Linked DNA regions of Homo sapiens: all the other regions are linked to region 3. The links are chromatin contacts, found by Hi-C in ENCODE. All regions are on one chromosome and are shown on one strand. Each heading gives the region's core, a stretch centred on a gene start or an enhancer-like site at or near the end of the contact. The rest is flanking DNA. Distances are from core to core; before and after follow the strand shown.

Region 1 (4,562 bases), core at 1,907-4,406, 290 kb after region 3:
CTAAAGATAAACAGTGAATCTGTAAATGCAAGAGGACATACTTCATCATTTTTTTAGATGAGAAAAAGCACCGACATTATAAGTGTGTATTTCTCATTCTTTGAAACAGAAGTGTAAATACACATGCTCCAGGAATGATCACTGCTGTAATCCTAAACACCTAGTCTTCCAATACAAAAATTCAGCCTCCCATGTGTAACTGACCCTTGCCTTGACAGATTTCTGAAACTATAGTTCAGAAACTATTGCAACCAGAGTTGCTAGGGAGTAACTTTGCCCTTTCCTGCCTAGTGATTTCTTTGGGGGAACAACTCATAATTTACAAGATATTTTCAGCAAGGCAGCCCGGCCTGCAGGACTGGGACCCTTCCTGAGCCCACCTGTAACTTCATGACAAATGCTTTAATAATCTGCCTGTTTGCTGCTTCTCGCCCTTCAGTGCTTTGCTCTAAAGACATTTGTTTTTTAAATCTATCTGAGGAAAAAGCCCTGGATAATGCAGCTTTTTCCATGATTCTCTCCACGGCCTGCCCACAGGTCAGTATTCAAGATGCCAGTGCCTCAGAGCCTAATTATTAGATGACATATTTCCTCCCGAGGCGGCACAAGCTGTTTCTTCCTTTCATAAGGTAAAAATGTGTGGACTAATCCATAATCAAACAAGGAGGGAAAATCTCTACTTAGCATAAGCACAGTCCAGAACAAAAGTTCTAACACCAATTAGTAACAATATGAATTTAAATCAGAATAGCCAATTTGCCAGTATGAAAATCCCAACCAGGAAAATGTTTCTTCCTTTTCTACAATAACAGCCCCCTCATGTACAAATAGTAGAGTGCCAGAGAGTTAGAGATCCTCTATTGGTATTTTAAAATTCTTCTATGCATAGCCATTGTCTTCATTGCAGCAACCAACCAGGGTGTTGCTGGGCAGGAGAATGTGCAAAATTATCCCAGCAGGTCATCTAATAGTGAACATGACTATGATATGGGGGCTAGCTGGAACAGCCATAAAGCTAAGATAGTACTCAGTAGAAAGAGCAGGGGGATCGGCCAGGCATGGTGGCTCATGCCTGTAATCCCAGCACATTGGGAGCCCAAGGCAGGTGGATCACCTGAGTTCGGGGGTTTGAGACCACCAGCCTGGCCAACATAGTGAAACCCCGTCTCTACTAAAAATACCTAAATTAGCTGGGTGTGGTGGTGTGCATCTCTGGTCCCAGCTACTCAGGAGGCTGAGGCAGGAGAATCGCTTGAACCCAGAAGGTGGAGGTTGCAGTGAGCCGAGATTGCACCATTGCACTCCAAACTGGGTGAGAAGAGCGAAACTCTGTCTCCAAAAAAATGAAAGAAAGAAAGAGAAGGAAAGAAAGAAAGAAAGAAAGAAAGAAAGAAAGAAAGAAAGAAGAGAGAGAAGAGAAAGAAGAGAAGAGAAGAGAAGGATTCATGAAGTTCTAGTCCACCTCTTCCTCAACACAGCTGTGAGGCAAGGAGCAAGTCATTTGCCCTTTCTGAGCCTCAGTTTCCTCATTGTAAAATGGCAAAAGTAATATGTGAAATGTCTTGGGAATTAAAGTGCCACTCAAATGTAGGAGATGATTAGTAACAGAATCATAGGACAGTTTTCCATTGAGCCCAAAGGTACGAGCAGCACAGTCCCTACCTAATTTGGTGCTATGGTGCAGCTATGGCTAAGAGTCGATGCAAATGGAACCCTCATGGGTGTTACCAACTGTATCCTCGCAAGAGTAGTTTTCGTCTCCCTGCACCTTAGGCCTTCAGAAATGAGTTTTTCCAAATATTGTTTGAAATCACAGAAAGAATTCACAACCAGAGTATATATACCTGCTTCTTTGAATAAGTGCTTCTTCTCTTACAAGCACTGAATCTAAGATCTGAGGCTAAAGATGGGTGAAACTCTTCCTCATACTCTCTAGGGATAAAGTAGTGGCATTCTTCATGTAAAATGGACTCTCTCCATTGGCCCCATGTAGTATAATGTTCAGATTTACAAATTTGTATTTTATTCCCTCCAATGAATGCATAGCAATATATAATACAGATAGATCCAGTTAAAGACACTTTCAGACCCTGAGTGACTGAGTTTAAAAAGTCAAACACAGAAATTAGACAAATGATATATGTGAAGTAAAGAGAATTTGGAAGCATTGATCAACAAAGAGGATATATTAAATATAGAGATGAAGAAAAGTAACTTGAACTGAATGAAAGAACAATGAAAATGTTACACAACATTTTAAAAGAGGCACCAATGACAAACATTGGTTGAGTAAATAATTATCTTAGGGAAAAAGTCAGGAGAGCACCTTAATTAAATTACTTAATTTAATTAAAGAGTTTCATTAACTTATTAAAACCTTCAAAAATCCATGGGTTTCCTCTAACAAAGCCTGCTGAAGCCCACTGTGGGCGGGATGCTGTGCTCTCAGTGGAAGGGTAATGCCAGAGAAGAAGATGGAGGAGAACTGGGTTTGAGCCCCAGTGTTATCCTTTGCTGCAGGACTTTAAGCAAGGTGCTCAGCTTCTCTGGGTCTGGTTTCTACAACTGCAAGATGTGTGATTAGACTAGATTAAAAGTAGCAAACTGGAGATCAAAAGGCTGCTCTCCAAATGAACCATAACAAAAACATTTTGGAAACTACATAAAAATCAAGACTGCTGGATTTTCCTGAAAAGTTAGAGTAGCCCCTCACTTTGGTTAGCCTTACTGTACGCAATAATAGGCTGGAGCTGATTGTCTTTCTGCCAGGGGAAAGTATAGTTCCCTAGTGGTATGTGGAGTCAGCAAATGTCTGCTTACACAATTACACTTTGCCCTGCTTCACTCACTTAAATTACCTGCCCGGGCCTGGGAGCATTTACATTTGTACCACTGAATAGCTGTTCTCCATCATCCCATTTGGTCTTCAGACTCCATAATCCTTTAAAGCTCTGCACCTGGAATGAAAAATCCAGCACAGTGAATTCTCGTCTTACTCTCTAATTTCAATCATCCCACCAGTTGGAGAAAAGCACTTAGAGATTTGGATCTAGAAACTGAAACGTATGTACTGATGGTCTGAAAACTCTTTAAAAAATAAACTAACCACCTTCCACCCCTCACGTGTCACTGTGGTATTTACTTTAGCTTCCTGTTCATCCGCTTTGCTTCCTGTCCAAGTTGATTTCTGCTTTACAGTCAAATGTACAAAGACTTTCCATAGTAATCAATTTCAAAGCATAACATTAATCTTTTTCACTTGAACCAAACACTTCAGAAACCTAAAATGCTAACTTAATGAGAATAATACCTGGATGCCAAAGATGGAACCCTTGAAGCTTTTTAAACAACTAAAGGATTTCCTGCAAACACTAAATCTTGTCTCTTACCCCTTTTTAAACCACTTCCATAAAAGGAAATATATTCTATTTTGACCAGACCGAGCACAAACACAAGGTTAAAAATGTTTGCCTGACACTTTTCAATACCCCTGCTTTGAATGCAGCAGTTTGTTTTGCTGCCGTATTTCTTTCAAATGATGTGCTTTGTGAGAATTCTAGATTCATCAAAATACCTATAAGCAAAGTTTTTAGTAGAAAGCGTTAGCTAGCTGCTTGCATGCTTTTGAATGTGAGAGATTTTCCCATATGTTGCCATATCATTTAGATTATATCTAAGTGATGCCAAAAAACTGGAGGAAAAGAGGGAGATTCTATTATCTATGTTTTATCTGCAAGTCACCAAACAGATAGCTGTTTCAGATCACCCAGCTGTGTGGCAACATATAGCTAAAACATCTGGGTGATTAGCTGAATTACTCATTTTCATCAAGACATTTTGTTCTCCTATAGACAATATCTGAGCTGTACACATGGATGTGTACAGTATATGCGTGTGTTTACCTATGTACATGTGTCCCTAAGATGACAAATTTAAGCAATTGTTTTAGACACAAAATGCAGGGTGAGATCTCCCTTCATCTCCTGCTGGACGATTCTAACAACCAATGGCTCTTTTCCATCTATGCCTGCCAACCCTGAATCAGGCCAAGGAGCAAAGCTGGGAGGTCAACCCAGGCAAAGCCAGCAGAAAAGGGCTGTACTTCCCTTCTTTGCAATCCCAAGCCAAGAATTGCTGACCCTGAGTGTGCACACAAATTGCTGGTAGATGAGGCATTGGGGAATGCAGCAGGGGCGGGAAGAATCACAAAATAATAGAAAGCTACTATTTAAAATGTGCATATTCGGTACAAGGCTCTAGGCTAAATGTCTTTACCTGCATTGTCCCATTTGATTCTCACAATAACTCTTTAAGGCAAGAACTATTATTCTCACTCTCCTACTTTTTTTTCTTTGGTTTTTTGGTGGTGTTTGTTTGTGTTTTTTTGTTTTTTTTTTTTTTTTTTTTTACAAATGAGGAGACTCAGAAAAGTTAAGTAACAAGCAAGTGTCTGTATTTGAAGGCAAGTTTGTCTGACTTCCAAACACACCTCTTAGTAATGCAACTACACTGCTTAGTCTGGGTTGCAGGTGGCCACCCTCCTCAAAGTGACACTGGAGCAC
Region 2 (4,463 bases), core at 583-3,082, 490 kb before region 3:
TCCTTCCTCTAGATCATAATTGTCTAACTTATACTTATGTCCTTAAAGCAATAATTGCAGATAGACAAACTCCTAGCTCAAAGATACAACATTTCACAAAGCTTTCTTTCTTCAAACTGCAGACACCCTAGTGACTCTGTCTAGAAATGGTTGTCATTTGCACTGCTGTGTTTTCAGTCACTTCAGAGAAACTAAAATATTCGAAATGGAGAGAGAAAAATGCAATAAAAAATTGAGGCTCAATGGCTTTTGTATTTACACCTCATCCTCAACCCTGAGCGTCAGACTCTCATATCCAGCTGCCAATAAACTTTTCCACCTGGATGTTCAAATATTCGATTGTTGTGTATCTTGCTATGTGAAAGGCCCAGTATTTATGACAAGCATTCTAAACTCCAGTCACTCACACACTATTTGTTTGTAGAACCTCCCTAGCACTTTCTTCACTGTCTGCCCCCTGCTCCACTATCCTTTTCTGCCTGGGTAGCACATACACATTTCTGCAAAGCCTCCCCTGACTTCAGCCCTCTAAAGCTCCAAGTATAAATTTGATGTCCTATTCAGTGTTTTACCACATTGTATGGCAGGCAAGCATTGGTTAACTAGGCCAGTGCCCCTACTGCACTGTGAACCTGGAGGGCCAGACTGTGTGTTTTATTTCCAAACCCCTAAATCCAAGCATAGATAAGACCCAAAGCTAGATACTTATTATTCCTAACCTCGATATTTTTTCTGAGTCCATATAAATGACACATCCAGATAGGCAATTGCATTACTGTGTAAATGATCCCTTCATCATTGATAAGACAGAGACCCAGTTCAAATGTACTTTCTAATTGCTTGATTTGGGCAAACCACTCATTTTCTCTGTGTTTCTGTTGATTCTTCTAAATGAAAATAATAGCACTTACTTTGGCTTAAAGGTGGATATATTTATCTAAACAATAGATTACATGCAAATGCAAGATGTTTTCATTATCATCTGCTAATGTTTTTTCTTTTTTTTTCTTTTTCTTCTAAGAAAAAAGAATGGGAGAGGGAGTTGTGTCGTGAAAGACACACACAGGTTCTTTTAGAGCTGGAAGAGAAATTGAAGTTAAATCTGCCAATCTCTAAAGTTTACAGATGGGAAAAGTGAGATCCAGCACAACACAGGCTTGCTGGAGTCATGTGGACCATGGGTAGCAAAGCCAGAAGTGCTTTCTGGCCAGTTCCCAGCCAACTGTGATAGCTGGTTGCTTCTCCTAGCAAGATTAGCAATGAATCCTAGGCAAATAAATGTTTAAAAAGTACCATTGATTCTATACCTGCCAACCAATTTCCAGGGCTGGCAATCTGGCCTCTAGGGGAAGGGACAGTCCTGTGGGGGAATATTACAACTGGGAAGCTTCCTGACATGGAGGCACCATTAACATTCAGATTGTTTTCACAGAGGGTAGGCTGTGTTTGGTCTGCCAAGGGGAGAAGGAGGAAGCAACAAAATTCTGATTTCTCCTATTTCCTACTATTCTTTGTGTCATGTTTACAGTGCAGGGGGTGGATAGGACAGACTGGCATCTCTCCTGATGCCACCTCCCTCCATGGAGCCCCCCGCCAAGGCTCACTAGCAGTCCTGTGAGATGAAGATTTTATGCTGGTATCCTGGCCGGCTTCCATCTGGCCAAAGGTATTTTATCTAAATATTTCCAAGGCGCCTATCTCTGCAGTATTGAAGTGCTCAATTAGATATGGCCTAAGTCTCTGAAGCATATCAGTGTGCACTGCTGAACAGCTGCTGCATTCCAACAGAGGGTGAAGTCATCTCTATATATAGAGCATGGCAAGCTGTTTGGAACTGAGGCAGATTTAAGCAGGCAAATGCACACCTGAGTTATAAGTCAGTCACCTGCCCAGAGTGACAGAAGGGTCTGGAAAAATCTCTACTTCCTTAAGTGGTGACTAGCAAGAAGACCACAGGGTTACTTTTTCAGCTATATTTTTTTTTCTGTAGTTTACAGACTCTCTTTTTTTTTTCTATCAACTCCACAATAGAGAAAATCATGATCTACAAAACTGGCTTTATTTTCTGCCATGATTTTCTCTTAACAATCTGTGATTTGTTTATTGATAAGAAGTTTGACATATATTAGCTGGTATCCAGGGGAGTATTGTCATCCTTTAAATAGCACTGTAGGAATTAAGGCATTGTGTACTTCTTCATTTAATATCTATCTTCCCTATTGGATTGTAAGCTGCTAGCTCTTGGCACAACAGAGTGAAATAAATATATAAGTTATGACCATTTATAATCTTCTTGGAGTGTGATTCTCTGGTTCCAACTAAAAGACTATAATTATTGCTCCTTCCAAAGTAATCTGGAAATCTACTAAATCCTTGGGCTAGTTCTGAGAGATATATTGCTATTAATATGGTGACTGATACGTGTCATTGGAAGGGTCCTGGAAGGTCATCTAGATCTCTACCTCATTTGAATAAACATAAGTTGCTTTGGTTTGGGGACAGGGAGACAGGGACAGGACAAATAGCTAATTGTGCAAAAATGCTTGGAAATGACTCAACCACTTAATACCTGTGTTAATCTGGGAAAATCGCAGAAGCACAATGGGCTTAAGTTCTGTCATCTAAAAATAAAATAAAATAAATAAATGGAAAAGAAAAACCTCATCCGAATTCCAATTCCCACCCAGGGCTACAGGGAGGATCTCCTTCAGAAATGTGTCTGAAAATGCTATGCAAATTATATCGCACTCAGACATGAGAAGCATATTCTTATTTTTATTACTGTGTCTTATCTGTCAGAAAAGGTCAGATGGTCACATGAGCATTCCAATTCTGGTCAGCTAGAGGCAACAGCTCCATTTCAGCCATTTCTTCTTGAGCAACTGTAATGGAGCAGCTGTAATGGTGTATCAAGCAAACAGGCAGGTGAGAGAGAGATTCCTGGGAAAGTTCAGTTTCTGGCTTCTGGTATTGCAAATCACCTGAGCAGAGAATCACTGAGACTTCCTCTCATCCCTCTTCACTCTGTCCCTTAGCAGGTAGCGACTGTATCTCATTTCATGATGTCAGAAGCCACCAAAGGTCAAAAAGCACCTAAATGAGGAACACCAGACTAGAACATTCCATTTATGACCAATGCCTTGCTTATCCCACAGCTCTGTTATCAGTTATTGAAGCTACAGCATCTCTGTGGGGATGGGGAGATAAATTACTTCCTGGGGTTATACTCTGTCTTGGCTGTCAGGACTCAGATTCCTATATGATGAATTTATAAACTGAACTTTGACTTCTGTGAAGCAGGCAAGATGCAAATCCTTGCTAGTGCTGATCTGTGGGACATGCCTAGTTTTTCATTGATTGGTTATTAAATCGAGCCAGGATGATGTAAGCACATGCTACAAGAAATGTGAATCAAGGAGCCCAAAGCAAAGAAGACCTCTTGGGATGAACAACTTCCTTAAATCGGTTATAAAATTCTGCCATGGGTCATGAAACTCTATTCTGTGTAGAGAATAACCCAAATAGGTGAATGCATTGCTAGGGCTAATACTTCTTTTTTAAGTTCCCTGAAGGCATAGATGACAGCATGTAAGTCTTCGTTGTCCCTTAATTTTTCTCGTTCCCACCTCTGTCAGTATTCAGCTTGTGTAGGTTTTTCCAAGTCACCTAAATTGCCAGTCTGACAGCTAGCTACTCACAGGCAAGAGGGGGAGGAATTGAGCTGATTACCTATTAACTTCAGCCTGAATTAAATATTTCCATATTGCTTTAAAATTCAGAGTTCTTTCTTATGCATCCCCCCTGGGTTTCCGTGCTCTATATATAAAAAGGCAATGTGACAAATTCCTTTGCCAAGGCTTGGATGTTGGGAACTCAGAGTTTTTATTTAATCATGGTGCTGAGTTCCTGTCTGGCCTTGTATATGCTATTTTACATTTCAAATATTCCATCTGTAAAGACTGAATGATAATTCTTACCGATCTCGCAGGGAGTTTGGAGATGATGGATTATTTAGTGTTGTAAAGAGCTTTTGGACACACTGAGTGCTAAATAACTTGTATTATTAGACCCTCTCTACATTGAAGCTGAAACATTGGCCACCTGACCTGTTTTGGCATCAGATCTCCTGAGGTTCTCTTTCCACAGCACTCACAGAGTGATGATTCTCTGTATGTGTAGTAATAAAAGGAGTCTGGGCCATTAACTTGGGTTGTTGAAATACTGCAGTTCTTTATTTCTTGTCCTATTTTATTTTATGAGAACACAATTCTAAACCATCATATTTGTAGAGATTCCATTATATAATAAACATGCCTCAAAAGAACTATTTTATTATGAAATGTGCTAGGTTTTTTCTATGACAACTGGTGGTTGGGGTAGAGGATTGCTGGTCAATGCTAAGTTTTGAAAGCAAACTAATTATCTTTGAGGTTTACTACTTCTGTGATGCCGACTGAATCTCT
Region 3 (4,568 bases), core at 1,859-4,358:
GAGTTTCCTATAAAAAATGCTTTATAGCACAGTGTCATTTTATGCACATAAAAGAGCTAAACTTTTATTTTTCTCATATTCCAGGGTTTTTCTGAGGGGACCACGTGATGATAAAGCTGTCTTTCTGCAAGTATTTACATCTCCTGTCTTCTTCTGCACGTGCATAAAGGATTGCATTTGAATCCCTGCCAAGATAAGTCTTAATTGATTTTTTTCAGGTGTTTCCTACTGCCATGGCAACCATAACCAAATATCTTTTCATGAATAGCTTTGTCAATTGCAATATAATATTCTCACTGAATACAGTCTCCAGTTCTCTTTCTACAAAGCTCTCAGGAGCTTTCTCTTCTCTGGCCTAACATCTCTTTTCCTTCAAGCCTCTGGGCCCCATGAAAATCATATATTTAAATAGCACACATGGTTTTTTAAAATGAGAACCTCCTATGATTTCCATCAGTAATAACACACACAAAGATAAAAATAGAGTATGCTTTCAAGGGTAATAGATATTTTATTACTGGCATGATTTGTCAAATACCTATAATCCCTCTCAAATCAACTTTGATGGTGTTATTTCGTTTTTTGTTTTTGTCTCCCAAGAAAAATCATTATTCATCTTAAGAGAGAACATCTTGTCAAGTGTTGCAGTTCAACAAAATAAGGAAAACATCTCTGCCAAAACGCAGCAAATGTGATTACACAAGGCCAAGGAGAAGCCCATAATTAGATCATTACCATGGAAACAACCTAATTACATGTGTAAAGCAGTGAGGGCTGAGTTGTAGATCTGAATATGTGAATATCATTGTCTATGTTATAAAATTTCTGCTACTTAGCTTTCCCCAAATATAAAATATAAACTATATAGATAAATCTTAGTTTAAATGAATGAAAAAATACTGTACGTTGTGTGAATGGAGTTCAGGGATATTCACTCTATTATAAACATATACATATACCTTAAATGAGAAAAAAATATTTCAATGTGCACATTAATAATAAATGTATATTAGCATGTAAATAGCTGAACGGCCTTAAGTGTGCATTCTGGAATTTTATACTGTGCAAAAAATATTTGCTAGAACAACCAAAGTTCTGATAAGGTAATTTAATTTTTCAACTATATTTTATTATTTATACTCAGGAATAATTTTATATTGATCTTCCCTTAGTTATTTAGAGGCCTGTTGTTTCTTTAAGGACTCATTTGTTGATCCCTGAAGGCTAAAATGTACATCTCCATTCACTATTCGGGCCACAGTTAAATAAATGTCCGAATTCTTAGGGGCAGGGGAGAGGCTACTCAAAACTTTATTCATATAGGTGTGCATTGACTTTTTTAAATTACCAAATCTAAATATCTCTTTCCCACTGCCTTTTAACACTATTTACAAGTGCTTTTGTGGCTAAATTTCTTAAATACCTTCGTCACTCTTCTTAACTGTCCATTTGGAAAGCATCTTCTCCAGCAGCACCAGATATTAGCTAGGCCCTGACCTCCTCCACCTCTCCTGGAAAACAACGTGGCTTCCAGAGTTCAGTAGGGCAAGAGAGGAGATGTTGCTGAGGTTCCTTCCTCCCAACTTCTTACCCTTACACGATCACGATCAGGATCACAGAGAGGATCCCAGAGCACAGGGCTGAGGGTAAGAGTGTGATGGGCCTTGTTTCTGACTGGTCTGCACTTCTCATGCCACCTGTGCCTCTGACTCTAGCAATGCCCCTTTCCTACTGTCATTCCCTACCCTTCTCTGCAGCTATAAGAACTGGTCTCCTTCTAGGGAGGAGAAAGAATGAAGGAAACTGTGGCTTTTTTGGATAAAGGTACAAACTCATTCTGGTGCAGTCTTCTGCATGCCTCCCTTAGCTTTCTTTTTGTAGCACATCTCTCTCACACACACACACACACATGCACACACACAAGCACACACACACAAACAACATACAACCTGAGAACAGAATAGATGTGGCAAATCCATCGGCAGCGCAGGTATCCCAATTACTAAGTCTCTCTTTAACAGAGGATCCAAGGGGTGTAGTGCATGAACAGGTAACTAGCTGGGGACAGAAAATAGAGCCCATCCACACAACCATAGAATCTGAAGGAGGAAGGGAGGTGGACACAGGGAAAATAGCTGGACTTAAAGTCAGGTCATTAGATCGCTCTGTTGTGTGAGTCACTTTCCCTCTGGGCCCTCAACTGTCCCTCTCTGCAAAGCAATAGGATAAGGCTGGATGGCATTTAGGTCTTCTACGAGTTCTAATATGCTCATTCTATGGCTGTAACATAATCTGGGTCACGGCTGCTTCCTGTTTGCCCTCTCATTCAGCCTGGCTGGTCCTGGACCTCGATGCTCCTACTCCCTTTACTGTCCATCCACCCAGCCTAGAACACACACACTGTTAAGATCAAAAGAAGGAGCCTGAAATGGAGACAAGATTACTCTATTTGTCTTAAGCAAATCCTATAACCTCTGTGGGCCTTCATTGCCTTTTCAGTCAAATGATGGCCATCTGAAGGATATTCAGATGGGGTAGTGAGTAAAGGGATCTCTACAAGCCCTTCCAGCTGTTCCAATGTAACTTCCCTAAAGAAGGTTACTTTTATTTGTGTACTTCTTTCAGCAGCTCTCTCCCATACTCAAAAACCTTTGGTGACTCCCCATTTTCATAAATGCCAAACCCAAAAGCCACTGCCTGTCCTTCAGAGCACCTTTTAATCTAGCTGCAGTTTTCTTGCCCAAACTCGTTTCACTCTATACTTATTGCCCGCCATCCCTCACCTCAAACTCACTAGTCCAGCCAGGTTTTTCCACAAACACATGTAACCTCAATCCCAGTTTTTTCCCCACTCCCATGCTGCTTCTTTATTCATGAGCCTGACACATGGTAGGCCCTCAATACAGGTTTGTGGCTTGACTGTTAAAGCATTCTCTCTCCCACATCCAAACCTCATCCCAGTTTCCAAGGAACAGATTAGGCCTTACCCCATCTGTGAGGCTTGCCCTGGTTGCTGTGAATTACATGATCATGCTCTCTAATCTACAGAATTTATGACGTGACACACAATTTAGGACTGACAGTCATGACCTCTTAATCACTGTTGAAAGTGTGGGGAGGGAAATTTACTACCCCTTATGAGTAAACATTCTGAAGACGAGTAACAAGGCTTCTATTTCTTTATAATTACCACATCACCTAATCCCACACTGAATCCTTGAGAGGTACTCAGGAAATATTAGACCGAAAGGCTGGGAGGTGCTCCAAGAACATTTCCTAACCAGGATGAATATCATTCCTATTGTACAATCTCCACTTGGCAAAATGCACATCTTTCAAGAGGAAATTCAAACGCCAGTTCAATGTGGCCTTTTCTCTATCCTGCTAGGCAGAGCTTGCCTTTTCCCTTCTTACAAATGTCTATCTGTACTTCTCTCATTGCTATAACTATTCGTTTATATATCTGTCTCTCCACCTAAACAATAAATTATTTTCCTTGAGGAAAATTTTAAAAAATTTACTTTTGTTATAATTCCATGCTCAGTACCATTCCCATAATATAATAAATGTTTAATAATGTTGAACGAATGTATAGAAAATATGCACATGCCCTCTAGGAAAACAGTGCATTTGTGCTTTATTTTCTCTCTCTCTGAACTTGGTGAAATCAATTTTTGACAAATTGAGATGAAGAACTAATATGAGGCTTGGCATCCACTTTGCAAGTTTATGATCTAAGTTGCATACAGAGTTAAAGGACAGAATTATCCATGGGATTATAATATTTATGACAAGTCTTCTCCACTATGACCTTTAGTAGTCCTGGGTGGCTATGCATGGATACTGCACTGTCTGGCTTTTGAAATCCACATAAAAGAATCATTAAGTATTTAAAAGCCACCATTAAGAAATTAAAAGAGTTAATATGTTAGAAAGTATAAAGATTTTATTTGTTACAATATCTTCTGTGGGGTGGTCCACAGAATGCGGTAAGATATAAATGGGGAGCTACTTTTAACACCACACGTGTACCTCTCATCATCACTATCTACTTTGAACTTTGTTTGTTTGTTTGTTTGTTTGTTTTGAGATGGAGTCTCGCTCAATGTTGCCCAGGCTGGAATGAGGTGGCGTGATCTCGGCTCACTGCAACCTCCACCTCCCACATTGAACCAATTCTCCTGCCTCAGCCTCCCAAGTAGCTGGGATTACAGGCGTATGCCACCTTGCCCAGCTAATTTTTGTATGTTTAGAAGTGACAGAGTTTCACCATGTTGGCCAGGCTGGTCTCAAACTCCCGATCTCAAGTGATCCGCCCACCTTGGCCTCCCAAAGTGTTAGGATTACAGGCACAAGCCACCGCACCCAGCCTCTATTAATTTTTTTAAAGATAGTGTCTCTCTCTGTCACCCAGGCTGGAGTAACAGATCATATAGGTCACTGAAGCCTCAAACTCCTGAGCTCAAGCAGTCCTCCTGCCTCAGCCTCCCAGGAAGCTAGGACTGCAGCTGCGCACCACCATGCCCAGCTAATTTCTGTTGTTGCTTGAGAGAGGGTCTCACTGTATT

What was found. A loop is a pair of places that touch in the nucleus more often than their neighbours do. Pooled maps may share reads with other maps.
Region 1: a pooled map shows a loop between it and region 3 (2.4-fold over the local background). The contact joins two enhancer-like sites. A Hi-C loop is called at or near these places in 1 of 37 single-sample maps with no recorded cell type and 3 of 50 pooled maps.
Region 2: a loop to region 3 is called in a map of gastrocnemius medialis, with 2.1 times the contacts of the local background. The contact joins two enhancer-like sites. A Hi-C loop is called at or near these places in 10 of 168 maps with a recorded cell type or tissue (IMR-90, MCF 10A, PC-3 and 7 more) and 9 of 50 pooled maps.

Annotation. Positions count from the first base shown.
Region 1 is chr3:177,537,790-177,542,351 of GRCh38, reverse strand. LINC00578 (long intergenic non-protein coding RNA 578) reads right to left here. Exons shown (of 4, transcript NR_047568.1): 2 at 2,859-2,957. Among named protein-coding and RNA genes, the nearest start is that of LINC00578, 98 kb to the right of the region's middle. Within about 2 kb of position 3,156, at least 9 of the 41 ENCODE cell types and tissues checked have a DNase peak (open chromatin) inside an H3K27ac peak, as active enhancers do.
Region 2 is chr3:178,317,885-178,322,347 of GRCh38, reverse strand. All of the region lies in intron 2 of LOC105374235 (a long non-coding RNA gene), which reads left to right. Among named protein-coding and RNA genes, the nearest start is that of LINC01014, 99 kb to the left of the region's middle. RefSeq lists a silencer at 2,181-2,381. Within about 2 kb of position 1,832, at least 6 of the 41 ENCODE cell types and tissues checked have a DNase peak (open chromatin) inside an H3K27ac peak, as active enhancers do; they include gastrocnemius medialis, where a contact is called at or near this core.
Region 3 is chr3:177,829,196-177,833,763 of GRCh38, reverse strand. All of the region lies in intron 1 of LINC02015 (long intergenic non-protein coding RNA 2015), which reads right to left. Among named protein-coding and RNA genes, the nearest start is that of LINC02015, 15 kb to the right of the region's middle. Within about 2 kb of position 3,108, at least 5 of the 41 ENCODE cell types and tissues checked have a DNase peak (open chromatin) inside an H3K27ac peak, as active enhancers do; they include gastrocnemius medialis, where a contact is called at or near this core.